Linked DNA regions of Homo sapiens: regions 1, 2, 3, 4 and 5 are each linked to region 6. The links are chromatin contacts, found by Hi-C or POLR2A ChIA-PET in ENCODE. All regions are on one chromosome and are shown on one strand. The core of a region is the stretch at or near the end of the contact, and the rest is flanking DNA. Distances in the headings are between cores, read along the strand shown. Region 1 holds the start of TBRG1 (transforming growth factor beta regulator 1). Region 2 has its middle 18 kb from the start of FEZ1. Region 3 holds the start of SIAE (sialic acid acetylesterase). Region 4 holds the start of MSANTD2-AS1 (MSANTD2 antisense RNA 1). Region 5 holds the start of ESAM-AS1 (ESAM antisense RNA 1). Region 6 holds the start of SLC37A2 (solute carrier family 37 member 2).

The links. Hi-C counts contacts between places; a loop is a spot of excess contacts on that map. ChIA-PET counts read pairs that join two places held with the same protein, here RNA polymerase II (POLR2A). Pooled maps may share reads with other maps.
Region 1: a loop to region 6 is called in a pooled map, with 4 times the contacts of the local background. The contact joins the promoter of TBRG1 here to the promoter of SLC37A2 in region 6. A Hi-C loop is called at or near these places in 1 of 37 single-sample maps with no recorded cell type and 6 of 50 pooled maps. POLR2A ChIA-PET finds 5 or more read pairs at or near these places in 2 of 52 experiments (A673 and PC-9).
Region 2: a pooled map shows a loop between it and region 6 (4-fold over the local background). The contact joins the enhancer-like site here to the promoter of SLC37A2 in region 6. A Hi-C loop is called at or near these places in 4 of 37 single-sample maps with no recorded cell type and 5 of 50 pooled maps. POLR2A ChIA-PET finds 5 or more read pairs at or near these places in 1 of 52 experiments (activated B cell).
Region 3: a loop to region 6 is called in a map with no recorded cell type, with 3 times the contacts of the local background. The contact joins the promoter of SIAE here to the promoter of SLC37A2 in region 6. A Hi-C loop is called at or near these places in 6 of 37 single-sample maps with no recorded cell type and 5 of 50 pooled maps.
Region 4: a loop to region 6 is called in a pooled map, with 3 times the contacts of the local background. The contact joins the promoter of MSANTD2-AS1 here to the promoter of SLC37A2 in region 6. A Hi-C loop is called at or near these places in 8 of 37 single-sample maps with no recorded cell type and 7 of 50 pooled maps. POLR2A ChIA-PET finds 5 or more read pairs at or near these places in 2 of 52 experiments (K562 and OCI-LY7).
Region 5: a loop to region 6 is called in a map with no recorded cell type, with 2.4 times the contacts of the local background. The contact joins the promoter of ESAM-AS1 here to the promoter of SLC37A2 in region 6. A Hi-C loop is called at or near these places in 11 of 37 single-sample maps with no recorded cell type and 6 of 50 pooled maps.

What each region holds. Positions count from the first base shown.
Region 1 is chr11:124,621,177-124,624,223 of GRCh38, reverse strand. It overlaps TBRG1 (transforming growth factor beta regulator 1), which reads right to left and starts at 1,360. Exons shown (of 9, transcript NM_032811.3): 1 at 991-1,360. The coding sequence starts at 1,140. LOC124902779 (a long non-coding RNA gene) reads left to right here and starts at 1,023. Exons shown (of 2, transcript XR_007062932.1): 1 at 1,023-3,047. RefSeq lists an enhancer at 1,214-1,283.
Region 2 is chr11:125,512,607-125,515,722 of GRCh38, reverse strand. No RefSeq gene overlaps it. Among named protein-coding and RNA genes, the nearest start is that of FEZ1, 18 kb to the right of the region's middle. Within about 2 kb of position 1,307, at least 9 of the 41 ENCODE cell types and tissues checked have a DNase peak (open chromatin) inside an H3K27ac peak, as active enhancers do.
Region 3 is chr11:124,672,132-124,675,302 of GRCh38, reverse strand. It overlaps SIAE (sialic acid acetylesterase), which reads left to right and starts at 1,564. Exons shown (of 10, transcript NM_170601.5): 1 at 1,564-1,661. The coding sequence starts at 1,595. SPA17 (sperm autoantigenic protein 17) reads right to left here and starts at 1,399. Exons shown (of 5, transcript NM_017425.4): 1 at 1,351-1,399; 2 at 1-65. The coding sequence starts at 38. RefSeq lists an enhancer at 1,289-1,468 and silencers at 1,378-1,536, 1,509-1,628.
Region 4 is chr11:124,798,620-124,801,943 of GRCh38, reverse strand. It overlaps MSANTD2-AS1 (MSANTD2 antisense RNA 1), which reads right to left and starts at 1,516. Exons shown (of 5, transcript NR_103862.1): 1 at 688-1,516. It overlaps MSANTD2 (Myb/SANT DNA binding domain containing 2), which reads left to right and starts at 1,538. Exons shown (of 4, transcript NM_001308027.2): 1 at 1,538-2,073. The coding sequence starts at 1,564. RefSeq lists silencers at 1,186-1,855, 1,896-2,135, 2,536-2,615, 2,846-2,895 and an enhancer at 1,352-1,959.
Region 5 is chr11:124,757,815-124,760,999 of GRCh38, reverse strand. It overlaps ESAM-AS1 (ESAM antisense RNA 1), which reads right to left and starts at 1,866. Exons shown (of 2, transcript NR_120577.1): 1 at 1,587-1,866. It overlaps ESAM (endothelial cell adhesion molecule), which reads left to right. Exons shown (of 7, transcript NM_138961.3): 2 at 2,473-2,651. RefSeq lists enhancers at 1,050-1,119, 2,613-2,772.
Region 6 is chr11:125,061,599-125,064,790 of GRCh38, reverse strand. SLC37A2 (solute carrier family 37 member 2) reads right to left here and starts at 1,486. Exons shown (of 18, transcript NM_001145290.2): 1 at 1,365-1,486. The coding sequence starts at 1,423. RefSeq lists silencers at 1,198-1,277, 1,488-1,677.

The DNA of each region.
Region 1 (3,047 bases), core at 111-2,610, 440 kb after region 6:
GATGGAACCAATATCCTTGAAATAACATAAATTCCAAGCTTTAGGTACCTTTGACGTATAGGGGATAAAAGAAAGGGAACAGTCAATCAGATGCTAAGTTCTCTTAGTTTTACTTTTCTTGTTTCTCTCCAGTGCAAATAGCAAGCAATACACATAGCAAGTGCTGAATAAGTGCTTTTGGAATGTGTATTCTAATTTCTGAACCTTTCCTTATGCTTCCAAAAATGCTGAGAGACGTTCAAGCTTTTGGTAGAGAGAAGAGATGAACTGTTGACTTGGATGTGGGGGGACATTTGAGGACTCCACCCCTATTTCCAAGCACTGAGGCAAGCCAAACTATTCTAATATAAAGTTATGGCTGGCAAGCTATATTAAGTTTATTCACTCAATAAATCCAGTGCTTCTACAATAAAAGAAAGGAAGAAACACTTGGAACACTCAAAGGTTAGAGGGGGGAAATTACTGACAGTTTCATGTACCTCTTTGGGCAAAGGGTCAGTTATGGGGATTTGAGGTGCTCAGAAAATAGTCTGTGTACTGGAAGTCATAAAACGGAATCAGGTTTATCTAAGTTGGAGTCAGGGCTCTGACACAGTACCCTTGGGCAAATCATCTCTCTGGGCTTCAGTGTTCTCATTTTACAAATAATGCCTAATTCTCAGGGCTGTATCTCGAGAATCAAACACATTTCCTAGAGTCCTGCAGTAACAACGATGACTAAAATTTATTGGTATGTCTTTTACGCACCAAGCACTTTTCTTTACTCATTTAATATTCATTATTCTGCAAGACAGTTACTAGCTCATTTACAGATGAGGACACAGAGAAATTACGTAATTTGTCCAAGGACACAAGGCTAACAAGTAGTAACGTATACGGAAAAGCCAACACTGTATTAATACTGTCACACTGGGAAGGGGGAACAGCTTGGGGAAAGATTTTGTGAGGGAGTCTCCAGGAGGGGACCGGCTGAACGTGGGTCAGACTCACAAACACCGTGGCCTTGGCCGCTTTGCGCAGCCGCAGGTACTTCAGCCGGTACTTCTCATTCTGGCTCTTCTTCGGGAGCTTTTTCATCCTGGCCTTGCTGGACTGCAGCGGAGCCCGCGGCGAGGAAGCGAGGCCGTCCAGCAGGCTCATGGTCCAGCCCCGCTACGGGGGCCCCAGGACGCTGCCGGCATCGGATCCTAAGTCGGGGAGCGGGCGGGAGCGCTGGCTTTGTCTGTTCCGGGCTAGCGGAATCGGGCCTCTAGGAATCTAGCTCTCCGGGACGTTCCCAGGGCTGACCGCAGGGCCAGAGACACCCGCAACCGAACGGGCTCCCGGCGCCTCCCAGCACTTCCGTGTCTGTCTTGGAAGTAAGCCCTTCCCGGAAGTTACGTCCCGGTGTCGGCAGTGTGTAACTTCCGGGGCAGGGAGAGTAGGGTGGTCTGGGCGGTGCGATCGTGGGCACCGGGAGGAAAGAGACAGCTGGGGGCTAGTGCTGGATGAGGAGAGGAGGGAGGGCCGGCGGCCGTGTGCTTAGCTGAAGGGTACTATAGTTGAACCAACGAACTAACAAGAAGCTTACCAATGCGAGCTCTCATTCACGCTCCCCCGCTGGGCCACTGCGTTTTAATACGTTTTTCATGCTTCGTGCAGACAGGCTTTCCCAGACTGTAGGACAAAGTGAGCCCAAGTGCTGGGACTCTGCTTCTTTCCCTGCTTCGTTCCTTTCTGCAGCTCACAGAAATGTGTTTGCAGGGCCTCCTAATGCTATCATCTTCCCAGGAGCTGGGAACACAGTAGTGAACAGGAAGAAAGGCCTTGGCTCTTTCTAGTAGGGAAGATGAGAGATTTAACACGCAGTTTTAATACTAGCACTAAGTAGGCACTCAGTAAATGTTTGTCTAGTGAAACCAGAAGTGTATTTCTGTACATAATATGTACATGTATATGGTTCTAACTTTACAACCAAGGTCTATTTAAAATTAGGGAAGATAGAAAAATCTTTAGGGTGCGGTATTGGTAAGTGACCCAGGCTGGATGGCAGAAGGCTTGCTTGCATCTTCTTCCAGCGATGCCAATAACTAGTTCAGTAACTCTCTAGTTTTTTCTCTCAAAAAAAAAATTTGCTGTTCTGCTGTATTTTGTCCTTGCGGGCTTTGGGGTCTGACTTTATTTGTATTATTTATTTTCATATACATGTATCACATCTAGGGGGAAGAAAAGTGCTATCCTTTGTCCTAGTTTGCAGGCTGTTTTGGCCAATGGACTTTAGTGGGATTTGCATGAAGATATTTTTTGTTTCTTCTTCATTGGACACATTTCCTTACACTTACAAAACATTTCATTCGAACTTTAGAAATTTAGAAAATATAGTACAAGAAAGGTTTAAAAATCCATAATGCTACCACTTGGAATGAACTACTTTTACCATGTTAGTATATGTGTCTAATATTTTATGCATTTTTGTATAGGTTAGACAATACTGAAAATAAAGTTTTCTTTTTGTTCATTTACCATTGTATCATTTCAGTTTCACAAATGTTAGTATAGCTTCCTTATAAGCATAATTTTAAGTGGCTGGTTAATATTCCAGTTATGGCTATATTATATTTTGCATAATTATTTCCATGTTCTTTGACTTTTTGGTCAATTCCATTAAAAGCATATCTTTGCGTCCAAAGCTTTTTCCATATAGGACTGTTCAGAGGCTGGATATGTGTGCTCCACAAAGGTCATGCCACTGAGCAACTCATTCAGTCCTTATTTGTTTAGAAGAATATTTACCTAGTGCCTATTATGATACCACCTTTAAGAACCTTAATTTAAGAAGGAAAGACAGACAAGTAAATTGGCAATGTTAATATGGTATAATAAGTTTGTTTCAGAGGTAGGTTTTATTTTATTTGGCAGCACTCAGGGAAGGAGGGAGGAGATAGGAAAGGTTTCTTAAAGGAGATACATCTGGGCAGACTCTGAAGGAGAGGTAGTGGTTGGTTGGCCCAGTGAAGAACAAAGGGGGGCATGCTGGATGGTGGAGACAGCATATGCAAAGGCTCAGT
Region 2 (3,116 bases), core at 58-2,557, 450 kb before region 6:
CATACATACTTTATAAGGTCATTGTGCAAATAAAATGAGATGAAAAGTTTAACAAACAGTATTGTTAGGTAAAGCTCCTTACATAGTAAGCACATAAATGGCTGCTCTTGTTACGCTGCTTGCTTTTTAGAAATGAATCTGTTTGGGTAGTAGTGTAGCATCACCTGAGACCTGACTAAGCTTTTGTTTGCTTATTTGTTTAAGATTCATTGACTTTTTAAAAAATCACACTTTTACTGAGATATAATCACATACCATAAAATTTACCTTTTCATTTATTATTTAGAGACAGGGTCTTGTTCTGCTGTGCAGGCTAGAGTGCAGTGGTGTGATCACAACTCACTGCAGCCTCTACCCCTTAGGGTCAAGTGATCCTCCTGCCTTCTTAGTCTCCCAAGTAGCTGGGGCCACAGGTGTGTGCCACCCTACCCAGCTAATTAAAAAAAAACTTGTTTGTAGAGATGGGGTCTTGCTATGTTGGCCAGTCTGGTCTTGAACTCCAGGATTTAAGCAATCTTCCTGCTTTGGCATTCCAAAGTGCTGGGATTATAAGCATGAGCCACAGCATCCAGCCACACTTTTTTTTTTTTTTTTTTTGAGATGGAGTTTTGCTCTTGTTGCCCAGGCTGGAGTGCAATGGCGCAATCTTGGCTCACTGCAACCTCCGCCTCCCAGGTTCAAGTGATTCTCCTGTCTCATCCTCCCAAATAGCTGGGATTACAGGCATGTGCCACCCCATTTGGCTAATTTTGTATTTTTAGTAGAGACAGAGTTTCTCCGTGTTGGTCAGGCTGGTCTTGAACTCCCGACCTCAGGTGATCCGCCTGCCTCGGCCTCCCAAAGTGCTGAGATTACAGGCGTGAGCCACCACGCCCAACCAGCCACCCTTTTAAACTACACAATTCAGTGGCTTTTAGTATAGTCACAGAGTTGTGCAACAATCACATAACTACTTCCTTTTACTATCTACCACAATTTAATTTTAGTGCATTTTCATCATCCCACCCCCCGCCACACACACACCCTGCCAAACTAAAGAAACCACACATCCGTTAGCAGTCACTCTCCACAGCCCCTGGCAACCACCAATCTACTTTATGTTTCTATTGTGAAAAGAAATTACATTTTGGGACCCCAGAGTCATTTAGCCAAAGGGAAAAGTCAAAAATCAGATATGCATTTGTGTCTGGCAGGCCTGTACCTGTAAAGATAACCTATCAATTTGCATGCCACAGTGATGTTTTAGCAGCTCACCAGGAATTTCCTTGTGGGCAAAATATGGGGAAATTCCCAGTGAGCTGTTAAAACGTCACTATGGCAATGCAAATTGTTAGGTCATCTTTACAGGTGCAGGCCTGCCAGACACAAATGAATATCTGATTTTTCCCCTACTCCATTTTGTCTGTGTTATCTTATGTAAAATGCAGATTCCCCACATTTTTCCTTTGCCCCTTTTGCTTATGTGAAAACTGTGTGCTTCTCAATATCCCACCCTTTCCCCCTTAAATTTGGAGCCTCAAAATCATCTTCAGAGAAAGGCATAGACCTGTCTCCAGGATGCGTCCTTAACTTTGGCAAATAAATCTAAAATGATTGAGACTTGTCTCATCATTTTCTTCAATTGACACTATGTAGACATTTCATGTACATGAAATTACGTACCATGTGCCTTTCTGTGTCTGCTGTCTTTCACTCAACATAATGCTTTCAAGCTTATCTGTGTTGTAGCATTGTATCAGTATTTTGTTCTTTTTATGGCTGAATGACATTTCATTGCATGGATATACCACAATTTGTTTATCCATTTATCCCTTGATGGACATTTGGGTTTGTAGGAGTGAAAGGAACTCTCCTTCCACCCTTTAAAGGCTCGATAATCTCTGGAATAAACTTGACAGTAGACAGATTAACAGGAGAAAAGGCATACAAATTTATTACATGCATATGTATAGGAGTTCCACAAAATATGAGACACAAAGGAGGGCCAGATGGTTGAAGCTTAAATAGCATTGTGAGCTACAGAAAAAATTAGCTTGGCACAGTGGCTCACACCTGTAATCCTAGCACTTTGGGAAGCTGAGGTGGGAGGATGGCTTGAGCCCAGTAGTTCCAGATCAGCCTGGCCAATGTGGCAAAACCCTATCTCTACCAAAAATGCAAAACTTAGCTGGGTGTGGTGGCATGCCCCTGTAGTTCCAGCTACTCAGGTGGCTGAGGTAGGAGGATCACTTGAACCAGGGAGATCAAGGCTGCAGTGAGTACAGTGAGCTGTAATTGCACCCACTGCACCCCAACCTAGACAACAGAGTGAGACCCTGTCTCAAAAAAAAAAAAAAAAAAAAAAAGAATTAGAAGCTTAAAGACTCCTGGAGGGTGGTGGCAACAAGCTGTGGGAGAGTGAGGGGAGGAAGAGCACTGCAAGCAAAGGTTGTCTTATTATGCAGAAGAAGTCTCTCAGGTAGCTCTCAGAAGCATAAGTGAAAAGTCTGTCTGGGCATGATGTCCTAGATGTGGAGACATTTAGTCTCCTCTCTTAGAGATCATATAGATTCCAGGGAGTGAGTTCATGACACTTCATTTCTTCTGGAGGGATTTCTCTTAGTCAGATAAAGGAAATGTCAGAGAAAGTGCTTCCCTATGCTTTGGGAGAAAAAGAGAATCAAGACATAGTAAGCAGGGAAAGGTCAGAGAGACCTTGGTTCTGAGGCCCTTTCCTTTAAAAAATTTTGTTTTGCTTTTTTTTGTTGTTGTTGTTTTTTGTTGTTGTTTGTTTTTTTGAGACAGGATATTGTTCTGTCACCCAGGCTGGAGTGCAGTGGCACCATTACAGCTCCCTGCAGCTTCACCCTCCCAGGCTCAAGTGATTCTCCCACCTCAGCCCCCCAGGTAGCTGGGACCACAGGCATGTGCCACCATGTCCAGCCCATTTTTAAATTTTTTTGTAGAGACAGGATCTCACTATGTAGCCCAGGCTGGTCTTAGGCTCCTGGGCTCAAACAATTCTTCCCACCTTGGCCTCCCAAAATGCTAGGATTACAGGTGTGAGCCATTGTACTCTGCCAGAGGCTGCTTCTTTAGTTCAAAGTACTCAGCATTTCAAAATGCCATATTTTCTG
Region 3 (3,171 bases), core at 315-2,814, 390 kb after region 6:
GGAATTCGGTAGTGGGTGTTGGAGAATGGAATCGACATCTTCTTGGTAAGAACTGCCTATGGAACCTAAAGATTCATTAAAGAGTACTGTCTTTAAATTTGTCTGATTTTACTTATATAATCACAACTATGCCAACAAATTATTTCTGAGACTCATACATCTGGACTTGAATTCTTTTTTCCCTAACACAACCCAAGCCCATCCATTTCTTCCAAAGAGTTTTGAAATCTCCATTGTGAATTAGTATAATACAAACACAGACCCATTCACTAGGCCAAATCATTTAAAATCCTGCAAAAAACCCATAATTTTCAATATGACTTTTTCTCTCTTTACCCTTTATATGCTCAAAAGGTAAGGGTAATTTTTGCTATCACACAGGAATTTAGAGAGAATGATTGCTAAAAAGTTAAATTCATTGTCAATTGCTGAGAAGACCTTCTTTGAGGTCTATTTTTTTTTAAAGAGTAGAAATTAGTCCTGGTTCTAGAAATTAATTTGTTGAATGAAGAAGTTGCACAATCTTTCCCCTTGCTGCCACTTCTGAAGCATGACCCACAATGCTTCGAACACCTTCGTACTGTGGAATGGGGTTGTGCGTGCGTGTGTGTGAGGGAGGGATGGGATGGGATGGGGCTGTGTGTCATGATTTTGAAATCCCAGCCTCTAAAGTTTTAGAATTCTTATATTTTTCGGTTTCTTCTTGATCAGGTTGTCTCTTTCTGTCTTGAAATACAAGGGCTAGATTAAGGGTAGCTGCTAAGCAGCGGGCTGAGCTACTACTGAGTATGAAAAGAATCCTCCGGGACCTGGCCTGTTAATGTGAGAGTGTGCGTCAATGCGGAATAGAGGCGGAGGCCGTGGTAGGGGTCCAGGTTGGGAGAACTGGACGGTTTAATGAGGCTCAGACTATGGAGGGTTCTCGTTTCATCGCTTTTTTTTTCTTTGAGAGGGGGTCTCTGGCCTCGAACTCCTGGGCTCCAGCGATGATCCCGCCTCAGCCTCCCGAGCAATTGGGATTACAGGCGCGCGCCACCACGCCTGACTCCTCTCTTTTGCTTTTTCTGAGGGAGCAGTAGATGGGGGTATCGAACCATTCTAGAGTGGTGAAAAGAGCTGGCGAGATTCTGAACCAATGTGGGCAGAGGAGGGCGGGCGGAGGGGGCAGACGGGTCTAGTCGGGGGCGGGATGTTGAGGACCTGGGATTTCAGACTCGCGCAGAATGGGCTGCCTCGGCTCCCAAACGGCCCAGGGCTCCGAGGCTGTGTCTGGGATGCTGAGAGAATAAGAGAGACGAAGGGAAAAGGCTAGGTCTTGGTATCGGAGAGGAAGTGGGGAAGCGGCCTCACCTCCTTTCTCTCCGAGCTGGTGCCGCCGGTTCCGGTTGTTTTTCTAGTTGCTGGGTAACCGTTTTTTCTTTAAAAAAAAAAAAAAACTACGGCGGCCGAGAAGGGGCGAGTACAGCCCAGTCCTGAGGTCGCGGGAGGCTGCGAGGACTGCAAAAGGGTGGAGTCGGCCTCGCCCCCGCCCAGGCCCCGCCCCTGCCGGGAACCCACTTTCCCAGTCCTAGGCGGCGGTCAGATCCTTGCAAGCATGGTCGCGCCGGGGCTTGTACTCGGGCTGGTGCTGCCATTAATCCTGTGGGCCGACAGAAGTGCAGGTGAGGCGGCCCGGCTCGGCCGGACCCCTGCCCCTCAGCCTGTGCGGGCTCCGAGACCCCGTGTCCTCTGCGGGACACGGATCCGCGCCCCTTTCTCAAGGTCGACGAAGGAACCTAGCTAGGCTAGGGGCTCGCGTCTCCGACCGAGGCCCGGTCTGCAGGAGTCTGCTGGGTTGAACCCCGGCCTCTCCACTTTCTCCACCCCCCACTTACCATCCCTGACATGCAGCCTGTGAGCAGGGAGAAAGTGCGGCTTGTCTGAGTGGGGAGGCCCAAATGTGCCCAGAAAGAGGCCTTCGGGGTCCTGGAGTAACTGCAGGGGAGCTCGGAGGGAAGGAGGCGAAGCTAGTTAGGTAATATTTGGAAACAGGTGACTGAATCTTCCAAAACATTTCAGCGCTACCCCCTCAGTGGTGCCCTTGGGGAGGGTTTGCTTCAGGCGGGGTTCCTTAGGGGAATTAAATTTTACTCGTTTAAGTGGTTATCAGGGCTAAGAAATACAACCCCCTCACTAGCTCTGACTATTTAAGGCTCAGTTTTGATTTCTGGTACCGCTTACAGATATTGGTGGTGGGAAAATGTGAGTGGCATAGGGGAGGCTGGTGGCTCCCTTTGGCTGTTGCGCAGGTCAGATCTTGCCATTCGAATACCCTAGGCTGGACACTGGGTCACAGTATGGAGAAAGCAGAAGGTGCAATCTGTCTGATAATGCAAACTAAAGTGATAATGTTGGATTTCTTCCTTTCTGTTTCAAAACACTCAAAGAGTGGACCCCAGAGATCCCTGTTAAGAAATGATAGTTGGGGTAGGAGAACAGCGTGCAGAAAAATGACTCCTGCTCTACCTGAGAGCCGGAAAAGTACCTAGATTCAGACAAACTGCAGCCCATAAATGATTGTTCAGAGTCTAACAAAAGTGCAAAATGCTAGCACTCTGTATGCCATTTCCTGACTCTTATCTCCACTCAGTGACCTTTGAGATCCATCTTATGAGGTGGGGAAAAGATATTTTATTAGGTTTTCAGTTAAAGGCTGTTTATTTTAGTGTCAGTATTTTATCTCCTCCTTTGGGTCTTATTGTTACATCACCTTCATTAACATTGATCACATTTTTCATTCATTAGTACTCTACTTGGTTGCGTATCCTGACGTTTTTCCTTTAAGTCATTCTCCCTGTGCCCATGTTTACCATGTAATGCTTGAGATGTACAAAATTATATGTAACAATGACACAATAAAATGAACACCCATGAGAGCAGTACCCAACTTAAGAACTAGAACATTGCCAGTCTATTGAGCCTGCCATTGTGCTCCTCGCCAATGCATCCGGAGCTCCTCACCAGAGGCAACCACTGCCCTCTCTTCCCCATAACACTAATTCCTGTTTTTCTACTCCAGCCCCAAATGAAGGAAAAAACTGAAGACCTAAAAAATCCAAATGTTGGCTCACACCTTTAATCCCAGCACTTTGGGAGGCTGAGGTGGGCGGATCACTTAGAGTCAGGAGTTCA
Region 4 (3,324 bases), core at 267-2,766, 260 kb after region 6:
TTCCTCAGGCTTCTTCTGTTAGCTTACAAACTATGGTTAGCATTTTCATATGACATACGAGAACAATTATCTCCTCCTCTACTTTATCCCTATTGCTTAATCCTTTGGCTTTTCAGTAACACCCAAAGACAACCAGTCATTCTCTCCAGTGAGTCTCAGAGTTAAAAATTTAGCTGTCTTCAATAAGAATGATACATTGGACTTTGGGGACTCGGGAGCTCAGGGGTAAGGGGAAGGCTAATGAGGGACAAAAGACTACACATTGGATACAGTGTACATTGCTCGGACGCACCAAAATCTCAGAAATCACCACTAAAAACCTTATTCATGTAACCAAACGCCACCTGTTACCCCCAAAAATCGATTGAAATAAAACAATAATTTAAAAAAGCACATACCCCCCAAAACATAGTTGACCTCAGCTTAAAAAAAACTAACATACATTTGTTATTTTAAAAAATATTGCATAGTTTATTTGCATTCATTGGTCAGCATCCTCAGTTATGTCTGCTTTGAAAGAAAAATCCGCTGAGGTTTTAAGTTAATGATCCAAGATATCCAATTAAGATTTTCAGCTTTGAAAAATATGGAAATACGGTACAGCTGTGTACTGGATGTGCTGTGCTACTGTTAAGTTCCAGCACTTTAAGGAACGTTTCAGGAGTGACTAATACACTAATTCATTACCAGAGGTCACAGAGCTGTCATAATTGACAGTGTTCTTTGAGTACGAAAAACCGGAAAACGATGCAACTTCCAAAGCACGGAGGATGGAGACTGGTATTGGAAAGTAACTTTTCTGCTGGGCTCAGGAGTTTTTATATGCTCAAGCTATAGACAACTGTACCAACGCAATAGACTAATGTAATCTAACTATTCTACAAACGGCCACACCTACCCAGACTAACTGGAAAACAATAGTTTATAACTGGAATTAAATAGTTGCTGTTCTTTAATTAATGAGATCGGTGTTCTTGAAAAGCTACAGCGTACGAACTCTACCCTGGTCCATATCTGCTTTTTAAAGCCTTCCCCAGAACCGCTCTCACTTCAGCCTTGGTGCCTTCCCGGATATACCCTCCAGAGGCTTCCCCGGTCCCCATCCTGGACGTCAGCCTCTGCACCTAGAGGCCGGCTTAGAGGGAAGACGGGCAGAGGCGGGGGAGACAGGAGAGAGAGAAACGGTCTATTCCTCCTTAACTCCGGGCCCCCTCGAGGGCCTCACCCCTCCTCCCGGGGGCTGAGATTGGAGAGGAAGTGGGAAGGCTCCAATCTGTTCCTCACTCCAGCGCCCTCATGCCCCCACCCTTCTCTTCAGCTCGGGGCTTCGGCGCGCCTCGTCCCCGCCCTTCGCCCCGGGAGAGGAGCGGGCGGCGTGGGAGGGCTCGCGGAGAAAGGCCCAGGGGAGTGGACGACCTCCGCCCGGCAGCCACATCCTCAGCAGCAGAGACCCGGAGCCATCCGCCCGCGGGCGAGCCAGGCCCGAGGGCAGCCCCGGAGACCGCGGTGGCCGGATGCGCGGGCGCGTCACTTCCGGGCGGTGCAGCGGCGGCCGCTTGGAAGATGGCTGCGCCCTGTGGCTCGGAGCTGCCCGCCAACTCGCCGCTAAAAATTCCGAAGATGGAGGTGCTTTCCCCGGCTTCTCCTGGTGGCCTGAGCGACGGAAATCCATCGCTGTCCGACCCTTCCACGCCTCGGGGTGCCTCCCCGCTCGGGCCGGGCAGTGCGGCGGGCTCGGGGGCAGCGGCGTCCGGGGGTCTCGGGCTGGGGCTGGGGGGCCGCAGCGCCGCCTCGTCCTCGGTCTCCTTCTCCCCTGGTGGCGGCGGTGGCGGGGCTGCGGCAGCCGCCGCCGCCGCCTGCCGGGGCATGTCGTGGACGCCAGCCGAGACGAACGCGCTCATCGCAGTGTGGGGCAACGAGCGGCTGGTGGAGGCGCGGTACCAGCAGCTGGAGGGAGCCGGCACGGTGTTCGGCAGCAAGGCCCCCGGGCCAGCCATGTACGAGCGCGTGTCCCGGGCCCTGGCCGAGCTGGGCTACGAGCGGACCCCGTCCCAGTGCCGGGAGCGCATCAAGGTAACCGGCCGCCCGGCCTGGGGCAGCGAACCAGAGGCAGAGAGAAGGCGGGGAAGCGGGCCTCGGGGGCGGGGGCCGGTCTGAGGGCAGGGCTCTCCTCCGGGGCCCGGTGGGCGATTCGCATCTCCTCCGCCTTTTTCTTCTCTCCCTGGGAAGGGGGCTTTTTCCCAGATGGCCGCCAGCCCGTAGGTTTCCTGAGTTTGAAGTTGGGCGTGCCTGCCGCCGCCCCTCTTTCTTGCCAATTGAGATGTTCCTGCGCTCTGAAGTTGGTAGTTTCTCATTGTGCGCCGTGCGGCAGTCCCCGTGCCGCTGGCGCCTCTTGCCCCCACCGCCGGGGCCCCTCGCTTTGTTCCAGGCGGAGGGGCTCCCAGGCAGAGGCTTACCGGCCGGGGCAGGATTGAGGAAGGGCAGAAGGGGGGGGCATTGAGCCCCTAGTTTAGGAATAGTTAATAAGTGGCCGTAGCGGAGCCATAGAAAAAGCGCCTTGGGACGACTGGCCTTTGTGTCAGTCGCTTTGCTTCTATCTTGAGCTACGAAGGACGAGTAAGACTAGAGATGCTTTGGAGAATTGGAAAGGCTTGATTGTAGCCAGATTGTGTATTGTTACCGCGGAGTTAGTGTACACCATAAAAGTTAGCTTGGCCAAGAGTTGGTCTGGAATTTGGATTGTCGATGCCTCCAGAGTTAGATTGGCTTGAGGCCCTGCGGTTTCTTAGGAAGCTCCTTCAGGAAAGCCAGTTTTTCCCTGCTTCAGTTTCTGTGCCGGATGTGGTGACAAGTAGAACTCTCAGTGTGCATCTGGCCGTCCTTGTGTACCTGCATGTTTAAATGCAGAGGCTTAATTTGGGCTAGAAATCTTAGCCAGGTTAAGATTTTGCTACTAGAACTGACTCTAGGCTTTCATATTTGTATTATTGGCAGATAAGGAGTTGTATTTTAGTTAAGCTCATTTCCTCATCGTAGTGGCTGCTAAAAAGATTGTGATAGGATTCTCCCAGTTTTTACTGAACTACTTATCCTATTATCTGTGCACTTCTTTTCTGATACAGCTGGCACTTTTTCTGGGAACTTCTTGAGGGGGGATAAAAACCACCAAGAACAATTATAAAATAAGAATGATCACACTAAAGAGCAATAATAAAGTCTAATAGGCGCAATCATGAGTTAGAGTAAGCTAAAGGAGGGAAATTGCACCAAAGTTCTCCAGGTCTTGGCTCCAGTAGTATTTCTTTGGGGATGTTGTTGCTTAGA
Region 5 (3,185 bases), core at 617-3,116, 300 kb after region 6:
GGACAAAATGAGTCTCAAGTACAGCCCCCCAGGCCACACCAAGGCCACAAGTAGCCTTCTGTCCCTCTGGGCTTGGTGGGCCTGCTCCAGGATCCCTCAGACTTCTCATCCCGCCTTTCCCAACTTCAACTTCAGCTCTGTTCCTTCTGCATTCCACCCCAACTCTATCCCCCTTCCTTGTGGGGGGTGGGGGCTGGGGGAATCTCTGAAGCCAGGGAGGACAGTTCAAGTTGACTGCCTGAGTGTCCCAGGCTTCACCTGCTGCTCATCTGCAACCCTTTGTCCTACCCCAGCTTTGAGCCTCAGTTTGTCAGACTGAAGACCTGGACTCAAAAGTTCCAATCGGTCCCCCTGGGGGGTTGCCCAGTTCCCGCCAGCCACTCGAGGGTTAAATGGCACTGGTGACCCCGGTGCAACGTGCAGGCGCCCGGCTCCGCTCTTCTGGGCTCTGGAGGAGGCTCTCCGGCTCAGTAGGCTCCTCGGCGGCTCAGTGCTGCTGCCCCTGGGGCGTGAGAAGCCCGCGGGGGGAGTTTCTCAGAGAAAGAGGGAGACTAAAAATAGCCCCGGGGAGCGGGCCCATTTCGCTCTCCTTCGGCCCCTGCCGGCTCCCTCACTCTGGCCTCGGAGAGGGCTGTGGGCCGGAAGGGTCCCTTTCTTGGGCTGTCCCAGTGTCCTTCGATCAGACCCAACCAGACTCCTTTTCTCTCCCAGTGGCTCCGTGGACCCTGGGACCGAAAAAAACGGACCAGTTGGTGACTTCCGAGCCAGCAGACACCCAGGAGGGAGAGCAGAAAAGCCTCAGGCCCTCTTCTGTTCCTAGTTTCTGACAGGGCGAAGGGCAAGGAGCATGTGCCCAGACCCCAGTGTGTCCGTTACTATCTCTTTTAACTCTCCTCTACCTTCTGGAAAGTGGAATTATAAATGTGGGACCTGGGGAGGTCGCTGGTGGTCCACAAGGTGAAGGAAGGGCGCGCCCCTTCTGGGCCCCAGGCAGTTTCCCGGCGGAAACCCTTTCTGGCCGCCGGGTGTGTGTCGTAGAAAGGCTGGGGGAGAGCCGGCAGCACCTGCAGGCTCCAGGCGTGCCCGGCCTCAGCGGAATGGCCAGCGGGCCGGGTCCCCAGGGGGCGTCCAGCTCCTTGAGGCGGGGATTGTTTCCTCCCGTAGAGCCTCCGGTCTAGTGGCCCCCCCTTCATTGTCTTCTGCCTTATCACTGGGTACAAATTTCCTGCCCAGACCACAGAGATCCTCCAGGAAATGGGAAGGGGGATGCTGCGAAGGCCAAGTAACAGAGGTGGGGGTTCTGTACGGCGCAGCCGGGAAGCGGTGGGGGAGGCTTGCATCCTGGCCGGATCGGCTCCCAGCCCTTAGAGGCCTTCAGCCTGGCTCTCCTAGGGCGAGGGTGGAGAGCGGGGCCTGGCTGCGGCCTCTTCCCGCGGCGTTGGCCGCCTGCTCGCCACGCGGAGGTGGCGTCTTCCGCTCCGAGGCAGAGGGCCGAGGCCTGGAGGGAGTAGGGCCCGGGACTGGAGCGGCGATCATCCTCAGGCCTGGCCGTGTGCAAGCCCAAGGTTATTCCCCAAAGGGCTTACCAGTTGGCTGCTCTGTTGCCTCCCCGAAGGGCAAAGGATGAGTATTTCTGGACGCCGTGGTGCAAACGATGGCCCCCTCCTTGAAACCAACACCCCGGTCCACCCCCTGAGCGCCGGACACACTCAGGGGAGGCTTCATACTTGTCTAGAGACCGTCGTTCGCGCTGCCCTTAATTCCTTGCCACCCGAGAGTTCTCTGCCCAGATCGCCCGAACCCCAGAAGGGCTCCGAGGAGCTTTCTGGGTTTCAACCCTCCGTTTTCCGAGGGAAGCCCGCCTCTGAGATTGCGCGGGAGGGCGGGGAGCATCGCATTCACTGGGTCAGGCTTGGGCGCTGGGCTGCTCTGCTCTCTCCAGCTCCTGGCAAGCTCAGAAGGAGCCGCAGGGTTAATAGGTAACCAGACGGCCTCCCAAACCCCTCCGCCCTTTGAGAACTCGGGAGTGAGGGACCCTGGCGGCCCGGAGCAGCATCCCTACTCTCCCTCAGGAAAACTAGGGAAGCAAGTGGGCTACGTGGCGCGTACGACAGAAACAGTCGGTCCACCCTTTCTTCTCATATCTTCCCCTCCTCGCTGGAAATCTGCCCCCTCTCTTTGATGCTCAGAAATCTGCGCCTCTGGATACGAATAAATGCATATAAATGTGTCCCCATCCCCGCTACAACTGCAGAGGCTGGCGGTGGAGAGAAGTCGTGATGAAATGGGAAGCAGGACACTGAGCCAGTGGTCCCTGGGCACCCCTTGAGGCCTCCAGGGGCCGGACCCCGCAAGGTTCCTCTTTCCAGTTAAAGCGACTTTCCTCGCTCTCTGGTGAAGCCGCGTAGGGCAGGGTCCGCGGGCGGAGCTGGGAGCCGGTCCTGGGCACTCACGCCTCGCTCTTGTCTCCAGCGCCCCCCTCGCGGGCCCAGCTGCAACTGCACTTGCCCGCCAACCGGTTGCAGGCGGTGGAGGGAGGGGAAGTGGTGCTTCCAGCGTGGTACACCTTGCACGGGGAGGTGTCTTCATCCCAGCCATGGGAGGTGCCCTTTGTGATGTGGTTCTTCAAACAGAAAGAAAAGGAGGATCAGGTGAGGGAAGAACGCCTGTCAGCCAGCGGCAAGTTGCGCCCAGAGGGGGTTGTAAGCAAAGAGCTGGTAGCGGTGGGAGGGGTGGAGAGGGAATGGGGGCCGGGGAAGGAGTTTCAGGGAAAAGCAGAAGTCTTCACCAGTTCAGTTTTTGTTCTGATATTGGAGACTTCCCAAACAATTATCTTTTGCCGGCTTTCCCTAAAAATCCAGCACACAAAATACTGTAAAAGTGTGAGAGGCATTTTACTTGGTTATGAGGGAGGAGAGGAGGAGGGGAAGAATGGAAGTTGAGGACTGGGAAACGCTTAGGGGAAGTAACACACACGACTTATAAAAGTTAGCATATTTCTGGCCTGACTCAGTGACTCATACCTGTAATCCCAGCACTTTGGGAGGCCGAGGTGGGCACATCACTTGAGGCCAAGAGTTCGAGAGCAGCCTGGCCAATATGGTGAAACCCCCGTCTCTGCTAAAAACACAAAAATTAGTCGGACATGGTGGCACCCGCCTGTAATCCCAGCTACTTGGGAGGCT
Region 6 (3,192 bases), core at 237-2,736:
CTCTCTAGATTCTCTTTTGAACCGATTATAACATCTTCTGCCTCCTTTATTATGAGTAAAAGAAAATCTTTAACATGGGTTCATTCTTATGTCTTTGTGAGAGTCAGGATTTTAATCTTTTTCTGAAAAATATCTTTTAACAGTCTCCAACTCAAAAAAGACTAGGTAAATAATCTAAACGAGTGAAGAAGGTTAGAATTGATGAGAGCTCTCAACAATTAAAAAGTGTGTAGGGTAGCCAATTGTCTCATTTTGCCCAGGATTGAGAGGGTTGCCGACAAAAGACTGTTTCAAAACCAGGACAAATTGGCCACTTTAATAGCACCTGCCCTATCTAAAGGGGACTCCTCAATCCTATTCATTTAATTTGGAAATTTAGGCCCAGTATTGCTACATCATCCATTTTTCTTTTCTTTCCTTTTTTTACTTCTAGAGACAGGGAGGGGTGTGAGGGGGGAATGGAGGGGTGGTCTCACGATGTTGGCCAGGCTGGTCTCGAACTCCTGGCCTCATGTAATTCTCCCATCTTGGCCTCCCAAAGTGGTGGGATTACAAGCATGAACCACCATGCCCGGTCCACGTCGTCTATTGTTCAAGAGAAGTCTGGAATCTAGCTATTTTTGTTAAATTTTATGATTTGTAAATAATGGCAACTAACACAATATTTTAAAAACTGTGCAGACCAAACGGACTGCTCCAATGGTTGACCGCCTCTAAGGAAGAGTGGCTGAAACCCCTCCACCCCACCTTGCAGCCCAACATGTGGTCCCTGCGGTCAGGAAGAGAACCTCTGTGAAGCCCTTCTCCCACTGCCGAGGGGCTGCCCTGCTCTGCTCTGAGAGCTGTGCCCTTTCCAGGTGCTGAAAGGCCTCGAGACGAGCTCCCAGGACCACTGAGTTCTGGCCTTGGTGTTCGAGGGCTAAAGGAGACCAAGAGGGACACTCACAAACCCCAGTGGCAACCCCTTTCCTCTACCATCCCCTGGCCTCGGTTCCCCAGCCTTCGAGCCCAGGTTCCCCAGCTGCCCAACGACAGAAAGGCGCTCTGAAGGCGCCCCGGATGTGTGTTAGGAGGGGAGGATGGAAACGGGAAACGATGGAGACCCTCCCTGGCAGCCTGTTCTTCCCCAGTGTCACCGAGCCAGCGTCGCGGGGTCTGGGGGAGCGCGGGCGGAGTTGGGCAGGGAGGGTTATCAACCTCCGAGGCGGGCGCCGCTGGAGGAGCTCGGGACCAAGTCCCCCCAGCACCCCTGGCCACGCGGCGACGCCGGGGCCGATCTGGGGTGATCTCCGAGGCCCCCCGCGGCCCCTGCAAGCCCCGAGCCCAGGAGGTCCCGGCACGCCTCCCTCCCCTGCCCCGCTCACCAGCTGTCCCTGGAGAAGGCCCGGAAGAACCAGACTCCCGGAGCCAGGGAGGACCGCATTTTGCCTGACCGGTACCTAAGGCTGAGTCGACGGAGGAGGCTACAGAGCTGGGCGCGTGTCCCGGGCTGGACTGGCTGTCAGCGGGGTTTAAATGCCCCGCCGGCCGGCCCGCCCTGGCCCCGCGGCCTGAGTACGGCAGCGCCCGCCCCCTTGCGCCCGCCCTCGGGGTCGGGTCCAGCGCAAACCCGCCAGTCGTCCCTAGCCCGGCCGCTGGCACCACAGCGCTCCTGTGCTTTGCTTCCCCGCCACTGCCCGACAGCTCTGAGGTGCTGGGGCTCCTCATTCCGCCCTGCACTTTCTGCCTCACCACCCGCTGGGGAACCGAAAGCAGCAATCTCGACGCTGTCCGGTGTGACGTGCCTGCCTGCCCGCACTACCCCGCAGCGCTTCCTGTCCTAAAAAGCCATGGGCTCCGACACGGGCGGGACACGAGACGCTGGAGGGCTGGAAGTCACACTCAGCGGCCCTGCATGACTAATCTCGGTACTCTCACCTTCTGGGAGCGCAGGAGTTTTTTTCGTGGGCGGGGGCGGGGGGGGGACAATATTCGGCCCCAAACACACCACAGGCTCAGGCTGGGGCTTCCTGCCCTGCTCATATTCCACAGGACCCCACTCTTCCCCGGCTTCACAGACACCGGCCCCCACGCGCTCCCGCCATGACAATGTGGCAGTCACTCCTGCTCTCCTTTCTGGAGGCAAGCAGCCACCAGGCAGGGACTTCTGTGGTCCTGAAAGTGACTGCCTCTAGCCTGAAGATTTCAGGGTATGTTTCCACTGATAATTGTGAGATCCTTGTACATGAACCCAAGGGTGAAATACAGAAGGCTGCAAAGGGAAGTATTCCCCTGAGGAATAAAGTTAATAGAACATAAAACAGGAGTGTCGGAGCAAATGGGTTTCAGCCCTAACCCCACCCTGCCCCTAATTCCTAGGAGTGCCCAGGCCCTACGCGCAAGGTCAGAGAAGTGGAGTAACAACTCCACCAAACAGATTAGGACCTAGAATAATGGGCTTGGCTCGTACCAGCCCTAGAATCAAGAAAAAGAGGGTAAGCAGAGTTGTAAAAGCCTCTGTTAATCCCAGGCAGTCAGGGGGCATAGGTCTAGTGGCAGAAATGAAGACGGTAACACGCCAACGACAAAAGGTAAAGGAATAGAGAAAAGAAGAAAGGCATAAGTAGAAGGGAGGCCCAAATAGGGTGCAGAGGCTTGAAACACCAAAGGACCAGTGTCATTAGCGGCAATTCACTAAATCAAACCCCTGATTAGACCACTCACTGTACTTGGGGGTATATTCATTTCACTCTTACAAGTCAGTTAGGTGGCTATTACCCACCTAGGTAAGGTGACTTTATGTCCTGGTTTGCCTGGGACAATCCCAGGAGACACCTGCTGTCCCAGAATCTATGATGGACCCATTCTAGGGTCAATAATCACAGGTACCCCAGGTTAAGGTACTCCTTTAAGGGGCAGCAAATAAACTAGAGGAATGAGCTGATATCCCCAGGAAGGGAATTATTCCTACGCTGCTTATTTCTGAGGGACTAAAGGGAAGGATAAAATTGGAATCCAGTTGAGCCAAGGAAGCAGCTGAAGTTCCTTGATGCTACATTTGAGGAGTAGGTGGACATCACCAGAGGAATGGAAGAGACCATCTCCAGGGCTTCAGAGGTGCTGTCCAGACTTCAGCAGTGTGGAACATCTGTCTTTCCATTTCAGACAGAAGCCAAGAATAAGGGTCACTCCTGCTCATTTGTCAGGAAGCTG